Regions from separate parts of the Homo sapiens genome. Here regions 1 and 3 are each linked to region 2. A link is a contact called in ENCODE Hi-C or POLR2A ChIA-PET data. All regions are on one chromosome and are shown on one strand. Each heading gives the region's core, a stretch centred on a gene start or an enhancer-like site at or near the end of the contact. The rest is flanking DNA. Distances are from core to core; before and after follow the strand shown. Region 1 has its middle 90 kb from the start of LINC02084. Region 2 has its middle 110 kb from the start of SLC4A7. Region 3 overlaps LOC124906221 (a long non-coding RNA gene).

What was found. A loop is a pair of places that touch in the nucleus more often than their neighbours do. ChIA-PET counts read pairs that join two places held with the same protein, here RNA polymerase II (POLR2A). Pooled maps may share reads with other maps.
Region 1: a loop to region 2 is called in a map of endothelial cell of umbilical vein, with 4 times the contacts of the local background. The contact joins two enhancer-like sites. A Hi-C loop is called at or near these places in 8 of 168 maps with a recorded cell type or tissue (CD14-positive monocyte, CD4-positive, alpha-beta memory T cell, ascending aorta and 5 more), 6 of 37 single-sample maps with no recorded cell type and 16 of 50 pooled maps. POLR2A ChIA-PET finds 5 or more read pairs at or near these places in 11 of 52 experiments (CD4-positive, alpha-beta memory T cell, CD8-positive, alpha-beta memory T cell, Panc1 and 5 more).
Region 3: a loop to region 2 is called in a map of CD14-positive monocyte, with 3 times the contacts of the local background. The contact joins two enhancer-like sites. A Hi-C loop is called at or near these places in 9 of 168 maps with a recorded cell type or tissue (CD14-positive monocyte, CD4-positive, alpha-beta memory T cell, Calu3 and 6 more), 7 of 37 single-sample maps with no recorded cell type and 16 of 50 pooled maps. POLR2A ChIA-PET finds 5 or more read pairs at or near these places in 8 of 52 experiments (CD4-positive, alpha-beta memory T cell, CD8-positive, alpha-beta memory T cell, activated CD4-positive, alpha-beta memory T cell and 2 more).

What each region holds. Positions count from the first base shown.
Region 1 is chr3:27,621,025-27,625,199 of GRCh38, reverse strand. It overlaps the pseudogene RPS27P11. Among named protein-coding and RNA genes, the nearest start is that of LINC02084, 90 kb to the left of the region's middle. Within about 2 kb of position 1,744, at least 6 of the 41 ENCODE cell types and tissues checked have a DNase peak (open chromatin) inside an H3K27ac peak, as active enhancers do; they include endothelial cell of umbilical vein, where a contact is called at or near this core.
Region 2 is chr3:27,589,388-27,593,031 of GRCh38, reverse strand. No RefSeq gene overlaps it. Among named protein-coding and RNA genes, the nearest start is that of SLC4A7, 110 kb to the right of the region's middle. Within about 2 kb of position 2,351, at least 8 of the 41 ENCODE cell types and tissues checked have a DNase peak (open chromatin) inside an H3K27ac peak, as active enhancers do; they include endothelial cell of umbilical vein, where a contact is called at or near this core.
Region 3 is chr3:27,637,939-27,642,061 of GRCh38, reverse strand. It overlaps LOC124906221 (a long non-coding RNA gene), which reads right to left. Exons shown (of 2, transcript XR_007095850.1): 1 at 2,756-4,123. Among named protein-coding and RNA genes, the nearest start is that of LINC02084, 73 kb to the left of the region's middle. RefSeq lists an enhancer at 4,018-4,123. Within about 2 kb of position 2,586, at least 4 of the 41 ENCODE cell types and tissues checked have a DNase peak (open chromatin) inside an H3K27ac peak, as active enhancers do.

The DNA.
Region 1 (4,175 bases), core at 495-2,994, 33 kb before region 2:
GGCATTTTTAACCTATTTTGTGTCACCTGTGCTTGTGTATACTTTTGGAGTACTTCAGAGAACACATGTCCAAGGATGAAATAGTACCAAAAGCAATGGTTTCAATACTCCAATAAATCAGACCACCCGGGTAACCATTTGGGGAAGAATCAAAAGACTTGTATTTTGGAAACCACATTTTTTGGTGCTAATGATAAAGGAAATGATCTTATTTCCTATGCCAGACCAGCTAAGGGTTTAATGAACAAACACACAGTTTCATTACTTTTGCTTCTGTTCTAACAACTGAGAGTATCCATCAGATTCACCTTTGCTTCTCCACTTGCTCATTCTGTCTTCTGTTTTCTTCATCTCATTATTTTTCTGGTAAGCAAAAAAGGGGTAGGAAAAAGTGTACCTCTGGTGAAGATAGATAATCATTTTTTGGGAATGATATTCTGTATGCTTAGAAGCATTCAGCTGTTGGAGTGAGGGATTCTCCTCCCCTGCTTCACTGTAGGAGAAACACTGAATAACCTTCATTTGGTGGATGACCATGGATGCTGTGTGCTATGGTGAAGCTGTTTCTTCCCAGCAGCAGGGAGAGAGTGAGGATAGGGAACTCAGGAATATAGTATACAATATATGGGTACAGATTGTGCAGGATGCCCTCTCTCCTGAATTCCTGATTCCCTTCCTTGTGAGAACAGCAATAATAATAATCAGAGTTGCCTTTCCAGTGGTGACAACCTACCCACAAGAACCTACCCCTTGCAAAGGATCTTCTTCATCCCTCTCCAGAAAAGGAGAAGAGGAAACACAAGAAGAAATGCGTGGTGCAGAGCCTCAATTCCTACTTCATGGATGTGAAATGCCCAGGATGCTATAAAATCACTACAGGTCTTTAGCGATGCACAAATTGTAGCTTTGTGTGTTGGCTGCTCCATTGTCCTCTGCCAGCCTACGGAGTAAAAGCAAGGCTTACAGAAGGATGTTCCTTCAGAAGGAAACAGCACTAAAAGAACTCTGAATCAAGATGAATGGGAAACCATCTCAATAAACACATTTTGTATAAAATAATCATAATAATTATCAGCTAACATTTATTGAATAATTATACCAGGAGTGATATTCAAAATATTTAACAGCTGAAACAGCACAGGTATCAACCAATCAGAATGAATACTGGCCATAACGGCATCCACTCTGATTAGTCCATGCCCTCACCATGTCAGTTCTTAAATATTTTGACAACAGACTATTTGGATATTTGGGGCCTGCCAATGTCAACCCTGTTTTACTACACGCCAGGCACTGTGCCAAGCACCTTAAGTACCTTTGCTCATTGAATCCTCCTTCCCACCTGCTCTACAAGATGGATACTCTTATTATTCCAACTTGGAAGATGGGGAAACTGAGACTTAAAGAAGTAGCATGACTTGTCCCGTGTCACATAGCTGAGAGGCAGAGGGACACTGGACTTACACCCTGGTCTTCTGACCTACAAGTCCAAGCCATTAAGTTCTACATTCTAGTAACTCTTGAGGAAGCCACACCCTACAGCTCCCTCAGCCCTTACGAGAAAGATACACTTTAAAAATATGAAGGCTGAACTTTATCACCCTGCTCTTAGTGACAAGGAAAGTAGCCCTTGGCCAATCCAAAAAGGAAAGCAATGCAAACAGCTTGGTAAAAATGACAGAATGAGGAATAGGCCTCAGGGGCCAGGCCTACTCAGGAAATTGTTCTGAACTTGATCCAAGGTCCCTGGAGTACCACTGAAGCCCAAAGTCCAGACCAGACTTCCAGCCTGAGGGGGCATTTTTCAGATAATTGTCACAAATCCTAACTCCAACTTCCTCTCACCATTAAGAGAATTCTAACTGTTTGGGGCTTTTGAAGTGTGTTTATTTAGAGCAAAACAAACAAGTGGGTCCTGGAGAGGAGGCAAACGGAGCTTATGTCATTGTCTTTCCTGACTAGATGACTGGCTATTTGGTTGAACTTTTTTTGTTCCTCAGCCGGTAGTGACTCCACGTCACTGCCTGTGAGCCAATCTTGATAGTGACACATTACTATTTCCAGAAATTGTGTTTTTCAGCATGACATACAGGACTGAAGAAGTCCACATGCCCAACACCCTACCTTGAGTAGTCTTTGGATTATGTGGCATCCCCAGATATCCCCCTTGTCCCTTTCCCTCCCATCCAAGAAAGCATGTAAGAATGCAGAGAATGAGAGAAGTCTTAATAGAGGAATCCACTTGGACACAGTTCTTAACCTCTTTGAGCCTCAGTTTCCACAGCTGTAAAATATAATTGAAACGTTATATGTTTGGAGGTAGTGTGGGGTGAGGGCACGGAAGAAGTCATGATTAGTCAGAGCAAATCTTTATCCCAACTTCTTCACAACACTCATACACAGACTAGAATAGATCCCTGAATTGCAAAAAAATGAGTTACTAACAAGAAAGAAGTACCAATATTAATATAATAGTAGTAGTATTACTACTACTACTATTACTACCACCAACAATAATTAAATAGTAACAGCAACAATGATTAAATGATAACAGTTACTATGCATTGAGCTTTTACTGAGTGCAAGGCATTGTGCTAAAAGAGATATACCTTGTATCTCATTAGTTCCTATGAAATTAGACTTTGTATGGGCATGTTTTACCACTTCTCTGGGGTGGAGGCAAAGACACTGGGTCCTAGGATGGAGGATCCAGATCTAGGTGATCTATGTAGAGAACAAGAGTCTACCAGCCTCCACTGGCCAGCATGAGTATCATCTGCTGTTGGCACCAGGAAGCTGTGTGGGCCTAGCCAGCATTGTCCAACTGCTAGTTTCCATTCTAGTGAGAAGCATTGTCTGTGCTGAGGAGCTGGACTAGCTCTTCTGCCTGATGGTGTCTGAGGGGAACAGCCCATCCTCAGCATCCAGCTTGGATCATCATCTAGCAGAAGTGATGTCTGTCTGGCCTCAAGACATGCAGGGCTCATGTGACACGTTCCACTTGGACTCACAAGCTCCCTCTCTTATGATAGAAGGTGAGGTCATAGACACCAGGAGGGTTTAGAGAGGTGTGGAGAACTTTTGATGGGCCTGTATATCTTCCTTGGAGCTAGAGCAGTGGCAGAGTACATCTACATCTACTCACGAAGTTGTTTTGAGAAACAAATGAGCTCTGAGATATATGCTATTGACCACAGTCTCTGGAACATCATAAATACTCAATAAACAGCAATGTATTATTAATAAATAATAACAATAATATAAGAATAAACAGAATGCAAGCATTGGTACTTTATTAGTAACATACTGCCAACACTCCTCACAAACAATTATGACAAAGACCATTTCACCATTCTGTTCAAGAACCCATGCTCTACAGAAGCAAAGGACCTCTTCAAGGACAACTACAAACCACTGCTCAAAGAAGCAGAAAGGACACAAACAAATGAAGAAACATTCCATGCTCATGGATAGTAAGAATCAATATCATGAAAATGGCCATACTGCCCAAAGTAACTTATAGATTCAATGCTATTCCCATTAAACTACCATTGACATTCTTCATACAATTAGAAAAAAAATGATTTTAAAGTTCACATGGAACCAAAAAGAGCCCAAATAGCCGGGACAATCCTAAGCAAAAAGAACAAAACTGCAGGCATCATGCTACTCAGCTTCAAACTATACTACAAGGCTACAGTAACCAAAACAGCATGGTACTGGTATAAGAACAGTCACATAGAGCAATGGAACAGAATAGAGAACTTAGAAATAAGACCATATGCCTACAACCATCTGATCTTCAACAAACTTGACAAAAACAAGCAATAGGGAAAGGACTCCCTATTTGATAAATGGTGCTGGGATAACTGGGTTGCCATATGCAAAAAATTGAAACTAGACCCCTTCCTTATACGTTATACAAAAATTAACTGAAGATAGGTTAAAGACTTAAACATAAAACCCAAAACTATAAAAACCCTAAAAGAAAATCTAGGCAATATCATTCAGGACATAGGCATGGCCAAAGATTTAATGATGAAAACACCAAAAGCAATTGCAACAAAAGCAAAAATTGACAAATGGGATCTAATTAAACTAAAGAGCTCCTGAACAGCAAAAGAAATTATCATCAGAGTACACAGACAACCTCCAGAATGGGAGAAAATTTTTGA
Region 2 (3,644 bases), core at 1,102-3,601:
AGCCCAATGAAAAGCCTAGAATAGCTACTTCTTTTGAGCCACAAAGATGTTGGGGGAAATATAAATGTTTCTACTGATTCAAGTATTTCATTATTTCTTTTTTTTTTTTTTTTTTTTTTTGAGGTGGAGTCTTGCTCTTGTTGCCCAGGCTGGAGTGCAATTGCACAATCTCAGCTCACTGCAACCTCCGCCTACTAGGTTCAAGCAATTCTCCTGCCTCAGCCTCCCAAGTAGCTGAGATTACAGGCATTCACCACCATGCCTGGCTAATTTTTGTATTTTTATTAGAGATGGGGTTTCACCATGTTGTCCAGGCTGGTCTTGAACTCCTGACCTCGTGATCTGCCTGCCTCGGCCTCCCAAAGTGCTGGGATTGCAGGCGTGAGCCACTGTGCCTGGCTCTTTTTTATTTTCTTATTTTCTTTTGAGACAGAATTTCACTCTTGTCACCTAGGCTGGAGTACAATGGCGTGATCTCAGCTCTCTGCAACCTCTGCCTCCCAGGGTTCAAGTGATTCTTCTTCCTCAGCATCTCAAGTAGCTGGGATTACAGGCGTGCACCACCATGCCCAGCTAAATTTTTTTTGTATTTTTAGTAGAGATGGGGTTTCGCCATGTTGGCCAGGTTAGTCTCAAACTCCTGACCTCAAGTGATTTGCCCACCTTGGCCTCCAAAAGTGCTGGGATTACAGGTGTGAGCCACCACGCCCAGCCAGGTGTGGATTTTCAAAAACAGCAAAATCTGTGGGAATCTAGTATTTCTCTCTAGATGAAGTAATGTCATTGAATATAATTTAAGTTGTAGTGTAATTAAAGATGGTATAAATGGCTCTATTCTTCCCATGCTGACATTTTATCCCAAGCCCTTTCTTCGGGCATCATTGGTCAATGATTTATGGGTTTTCCATGGCTTCCATATCTTGTCTATCACCAACTGGTTTCTGAGACATGAGTGGTTTACCCCGGAAGTGATTATTCAAATTCTGTGGCTGCTGGGCTTTGTTCTTACATCTAATGTATTCAGCTAGATTCTGCTCCAGGAAGAGATAACAAAAATTACTGAAACAATTTGTAAGATGCAGCCAGCTGCATATTGACCTTCAACTCCCACGAGTGTCCCTGCCAAAATGATACAGTTACTTAATTTCCAGAGTCAAAATTATCAATAAAGCCCAAAGGCTTTCTCTCAATAGACAATGGGTATGTGTTTCGGTGTTTGGGTGTGGATGTGTGTTTGTGTGTCACAAAGAGAGAGACTTTCACTCAAAAGACAAGGTATGTGTGCATGAGTACATGTGTATTAGAGAAAGAAAGAGAGAAAGAGAGCAATGAAGACAGAGCACAGCTTTGTTAGAATGGTGAGGGGAGACCCAATGTTAGTTTGCTTCCAGGACTTGATGGAGATTATTGGTTTTTCTTTGAAAGCCCATTCCTCAGCCTAGGTAAAAGCTTTTCCTAGTAGACCGTGATTCATTAACATCCTGTCCTTCTGGGGAGGAAAAGACACGAAAATTTAAGGCAAGATTCCAGGCTGGAAAAGAGCTGTTGTTGAGACAAAGCTTTGATGGAAGGTGAAAGCAGGCCTGGAACCATGTGTGTCATAGTGATTATTTTTTATGGCTCAACGTCAAAATGCCTCTGCTACTTGTTAGTTTGGGGTTTGGTGGGACAGAAAAGAGGAAGGCTATGAGGAGAGTAAGGAACAAAGAGGGAGAGTTTGCAGAAAAATTTTTAGAGCAATTGAAGCTTGATAATACTGGATGTGTCCTGCCTTTTCTGTTGTTGCTTTCATTTGTTGAAGCATTTCATAAGTAGATCACATGTTCACAATAGAAAAGTGAATCTATTATGCAAAATGTCCCAGTTGGAAACTCGTAAGTTCTGAAGGGAAAATACTCTTTTTCAGCTTAATTCCCACTGGCAAAATTTCATACAAACAGACTGCTGTGTGACTGTTTGGAACTGTTGACTAAACCAAGCTCTAAGGGAAATGAAAGTATCCTTTCGTCTGTGCACAACCACTTCTTTATTTTTCCCTTTGCCATTTACCAACTTAATGCATCTGTGTTGACAGCTAAAGACTGATGATTAAATTAGACAACAGTTCCTATTACATTTTAAGATTATGTTAAACACTTGAACATATTGCAATTCTCTAAGGCTGAAATGACTCCTGTAATCTTTCATCAAGATTTATAATCACTATTTCCTTCACTGACAGTATCAAAAAGCTACAGTGGTCAGGGAATGTTCCAGCCACATTGGCAAGAGGATATGATTATATTCTCCAGTGGAAGTTGTAACTTCCGGTTGCCTTTTTCCCTGTGAAAACAATGATTTCCGGTTACCTTCAAGGGTACTGTGACTTTATGACACATCACTTCAGAAAACCAGCTCTGTGGTTGTTGAAGGTGACCCAGGAGAGATGATGAATTTCTCTTTCTTTGGAAATCAGATTTTTCTCTCCTCGAAGACAGAAGAGGAAGTAACATTCTAGGCCAGCACCCATTATTGTGCAAGAAGACTTGGATTTTATCAAAAGTGATGATTAATTGAATTTACATCTCTCAGCATGCACCTCCCACTCCAGGACTGATTTTTGTTTTTCTTTACAGAAAATTTATTTCTCCTTCTTCAACCTTGCATTGTGCATATAGCCATTGAAAACAAAACAGTCACCAGTGTTTTCCATGAAGGCTTTTGCTGAAAAAGAAATCAGCCTCTTCACACTTTTATGTTATCAACAGAGAAGAAAAGAGATGAGAAAGCCAGAAAGATGAATAGCATTCCTATCTTTCTCATTCTTGCTTTTCTTCTCCTGTTAGTGTTCATTCTTTGGCTCTTCTGTTTTTACTTTTTGCTGCATTTATATCTTCTTTTTTGTTTTCTATCCCTTTACTTTGCTTTCCCTTCCCAACCCACACACCTCCTTTGCTCAGGAGGAAATCTCCTCTCCTGGGAGGAGCAAAGAGATAGAATAGAGAAAAAGCATGCAGTAACAGCAATGGAATTCTAATGTTCTCACTCATATGTGGGAGCTAAAAAGTTGAGCTCACAGAAATAGAGTAGAATTGTGGTTACTATGGGCTAGGAAGGGTGGGGGATGGGAGATAGAGATTGGATACGGAATACAAAAGGACAGATAGATAGGAAGAGTAAGCTCTAGTGCTCTATAGAACTATAGGGTGACAATAGTTAACAATAACTTATTGTATATTTTCAAATAGCTAAAAGAGAAGATTTTGCATGTTTCTCTTTTTTTGACATAGAGCTTCGTTCTGTCGCTGGGATTACCAGCATGAGGTATGGCACCCTGTGGATTTTGAATGTTTCCAAAACAAAGAAATGATAAATGTTTTGAAGTAATAGATACACTAATGAACCTGATTTAATCATTACACATTGTATACAGATATCAAAATGTCACGTCGTACCTATAAATATGTACATTATTCCATGTTAATTAAAAATAAAATAAAGCCAGGCACAGCGACTCATGCCTGTAATCCCAGAACTTTGGGAGGCCGAGGCGGGCGGATCACTTAAGGTCAGGAGTTTGAGACAGGCCTGGCTAACATGGCAAAGCTCTATCTCTACTCAAAATACAAAAATTAGCTGGACTTGGTGGTGGTATGCACCTGTAG
Region 3 (4,123 bases), core at 1,337-3,836, 49 kb before region 2:
CCTCCCTACTCCTACCTCATAAACAAGAGCAAGTGAATCATGCTATATATTCAGATAGAAATAAGCCCTATTAAGGCAGTATTTAGTAAGGCGGGGCTAATGAACAGATTCATCCACACCAAGCCCCGGAGTCTTAGCTGAAACACTCATGTAGAGTCTTCCTTATCCAGGTATCTCTTTTTCTTAACTCAAAAGTCACTTACTTAACTCAGCCAGGAGTTTTGTTAAAAAAAAAAAAAAAAAAGATTTAATCTAATCTATGTGATAACCGTATACATTTTTTCTTTACCTTTAACCTAGGCCTTGAAGTTCTTACAGCCCACTTGATAAGCTCAAGTGGAATCAGGCCTTCTCTTATTATTAAGAAGCACAGTATTTCCCAAAGACCACTCATCACTCTGCAAATAGTCTAAGGACATGAGGGCCTTAATCAAAGCAAGGGGAGAGAGAAAACTGAAAGTCACACATCAGGCCAATCCCACTGTTGCTTTGGCTGTGGGTGTGACTCTTGGAGACTGATCCCACACAGGCTGGGGGACAGTTATCTGCTAAACTGAGACACTTACTGGTTGAATCATGCCTTGGTTAATAGCACCCCAACTTGGGATTGATCCAAGGTTATAATTATTTTCATTAACCTTCATGTGCTTCATATAGTCACCAAGGTATAGCACTACCAAACAGTATTTGTCCTCAGCTGTATGTTGTACCAATACCAACCCTCCCCCACACCCTCTTCCACCTCTCTGCATTGAACTTGGGTTACCAGCCTTGACCTACCTTTCCCTCATGGTGAGTTCCTCTTTGATATTCTTTCCTGATAATAGCTATTAGTGGTCCTACCTCAATCTAAGAGTGATTCTCCAAGTGCTGAACCTCAAAAGAGTAAGAGCTGGGGTCCAGATGCAGTGGCTCATGCCTATAAGCCCAGTGCTTTGGGAGGCCGAGGCAGGAGGATTGCTTGAGCCCAGCAGTTGGAGACCAGCCTGAGCAACATAGTAAGACTGCCATCTCTGCAAAAAATTTAAAAATTAGTCATGAGGTCAGGAGTTCAAGACCAGCCTGGGCAACATGGTGAAACCCCATCTCTACTAAAAATACAAAAATTTGTTGGGCGTGTCAGTGCACACCTGTAATCCCAACTACTCAGGAGGCTGAGGCAGGAGAATTGCATAAACCTGGGAGGCAGAGGCTGCAGTGAGCCGAGATCACACCACTGTACTCCCAGCTTGGTGACAGAGTGAGACTTCATCTTAAAAAAAAAAAAAAAAATTAATCACGTGTGGTGGTATGTGCCTGTAGTCCCAGCTACTTGCACACTTAATCCCATCTACTTGCACTCCCTCACAAGGGAAGCTGAGGCAGTAAGATTGCTTGAGCCCAGGATTTCAAGGCTGCAGTGAACCACGATCATGCCACTGCACTCCAGGCTGGGTGACACAGAGATACTCAGGCTCAAAAAAAAAAAAAAAAAAAAGTAGAAGCTGAGGATTTTTAGTCCTTCTCTTCCAGGAAGGCTCCTTCACCCTACCCTTCCCTCAGAGGACAGCTCTGTAAGCGGTGAGGAGCCAGAGAAATGAACAACTCTCTCCTTTTGACCCTAAGAAGACCTGAAGAGAGACTCTTCTCTGAACATAAAGAATGTTGGCCGTTTCCTCTGCCTTCCTTTCCACCTCCCAAAACAAGGGGAAAGAAGACTGTAGTCTCTGCTTACCAGGCACTCTATCATAAACAATCTATAGCAATTTCTGATTCCTTCTGCTAAAGAACTATTGTTGAGGGTTGGAGAACAGACAAAGGTTCTTAGCCAAAAGAGTCATCTCTGTTCTGCCATAATCTAAATATTTCTTCTTCAAGTTTCTACTAATTGTCCTCTGTCTGCCTACTCTGTGATGTCCCAACTTTCAGGTCTACTTATGCACTTACTTAAAGGTCTGATTTTATTTTTATTTTATTTTATTTTTTGAGACGGGGTCTCACTTTGTGGTCCAGGCTGGAGTGCAGTGGGTACAATCATGGCTGAGTGCAATGGGTACAATCATGGCTTACTGCAGCCTTGAACCCCCGGGCTCAAGCGATCCTCCTGCCTCAGCCTCTGGAGTAGCTGGGACCACAGGCATGCACCACCAAACTTGGCTAAATTTTTTTATTATTTGTGGAGACAGGCTCTACCTATGTTGCCCAGGCTGGTCTCGAAACTTTGGCCTTAAGCGATCTACCCACTTGGCCTCCCAAAGTGCTAGGATATCAGGTGTGAGCCACTGCGCCTAGCCCAAATTTCATGATCTTTGTCTCTTGTTTCCTTTACAGGTGAAAACCTGCAGATGTGCTGTACAGATGTGGGCTGCTGTTGTACTCATCATTCCAAGTAGATTTGTCTTCTGTCTGTTTGCAAAATGCTGTGGCTCTGCTCTCTAAGCTAGGTAGAAGTGAGCACCCTCTCTCAGGATACTGTATTATGGGTCTGCGGGAGAATTAGAGAGATGTTTTATGCTGCTGCCTATGATATGAGTTTATTTCCTGGTTGAGGTCTGTGCTAGAGCAGGTTCTCACTCAGAAAGGCAGAGACAGGAAGACTGTAGGGCACTTCCTCTATGAACCCACTAAACAGCAACTCTGGGTTCTCCAGTTCCAGGTGCATTTCTGTTCAGATATCTCATGCACTATGTCATATGGTTTTGCAAACTTATCTTCATTCTATTTCACAATTTAGGCACTCCGTTCCAATTCTGGGAAGTGAAGAAGGGTCACTTACTCAATTGACTTCAGGGTCTAGGCAGTAACCAGGTTCTTGGGTTCTCTTTCAACACATACAATCTTTTGACAAACATATAAAGTTTACATGTTGAACGTGCAGGAATATTCCTCAAGTCCGTGAAGAAATTTGTGCACTCCTGTTTTACTTGAAATATAATTTTCAGTTTATCTTTTGCTGTCTTACTCTTTTTGCTTGTTTTTTTTTTTTTTTTTTTTTTTTGAGACAAAGTCTCACTCTGTTGCTCAGGCTGGAGTGCAGTGGCACGATTGCGGCTCACTGCAACCTCCGCCTCCCGAGTTCAAGTGATTTCCCTGCCTCAGCCTCCCAAATAGCTGAGATTGCAAGCATGCACCACCACTCCTGGCTAATTTTTATATTTTTAATAGAGACAGGGGTTCGCCATGTTGCCTAGGCTGGTCTCGAACTCCTGACCTCAAGTGATCTGCCTGCCTGGGTCTCCACGCTGGGATTACAGGCATGAGTCATCGTGCCTGGCCTGATATCTTTCCCGTGATAAAGACATGGGCCCAGATAAATATTTCTTTACTTTGAGATAAATAACATAGCAAGTACAAAGATCAGTAAATGAAAACTGGCCCCAAGATCAGTAAATGAAAACTCAGCCCCAAAGTCAGGTCAATGGTAGGGAACGGTGGAAACTGTGGCATCTTAGGGTAGTCACTAGCCAGTTCCAGCTGCTCACTGTCATACGAAGAAGGATCCATGCCACACGAGAGTCTAGTCTTGTCACATATTCTCATTAAAGTGAAGTGACTCTGATTTTTTTGGTGTGAAATCTCCCTATTTTTACATTTTGGCTCAAAGTTTGTAAAAATACTGTGGAGTCCAAATAAAACATGTCTGCAGACCAGAGCTAGGCTTCAGACTACCAGTTTAGAACCTGCCATGGGAAACGATAATATCTGGGAAGCACAGAGGTACCCCGGTGTTTTAAAGTGAGCAGTAGGCTGTTGAATTCACTTTACTATTGTTGTATTAGAGAAGAGTCAGAACATTTCAACATCTTGAGCACCAAGAATCATCTGAGTGACTTTTTCTTAAGGAATAAATCACACATTATGAAAAACAATGCATGCAACTTTCATCATCCCCTAGCTGTCGCGAACTATAGACAGAAAAGAACTTCATTCTCTCCTATTTTTCCAGGGAGAAAAAGATTCACAGAACATTGTTTTCCTTGGTTCAAATTTGAAGTTCTAACTTGAAGTAGCTAGGTGCTGGAGAGAGGTTAAGAGGCTGGATTGTGTGTTCATTGGTGCTTTATCCCCCTGTAGCTGGGAGAGAGAGGACAAGAAGTAGTACGGTGTCAACATGGTGAAAGAAAATGAGAAGATGCAAAACCGA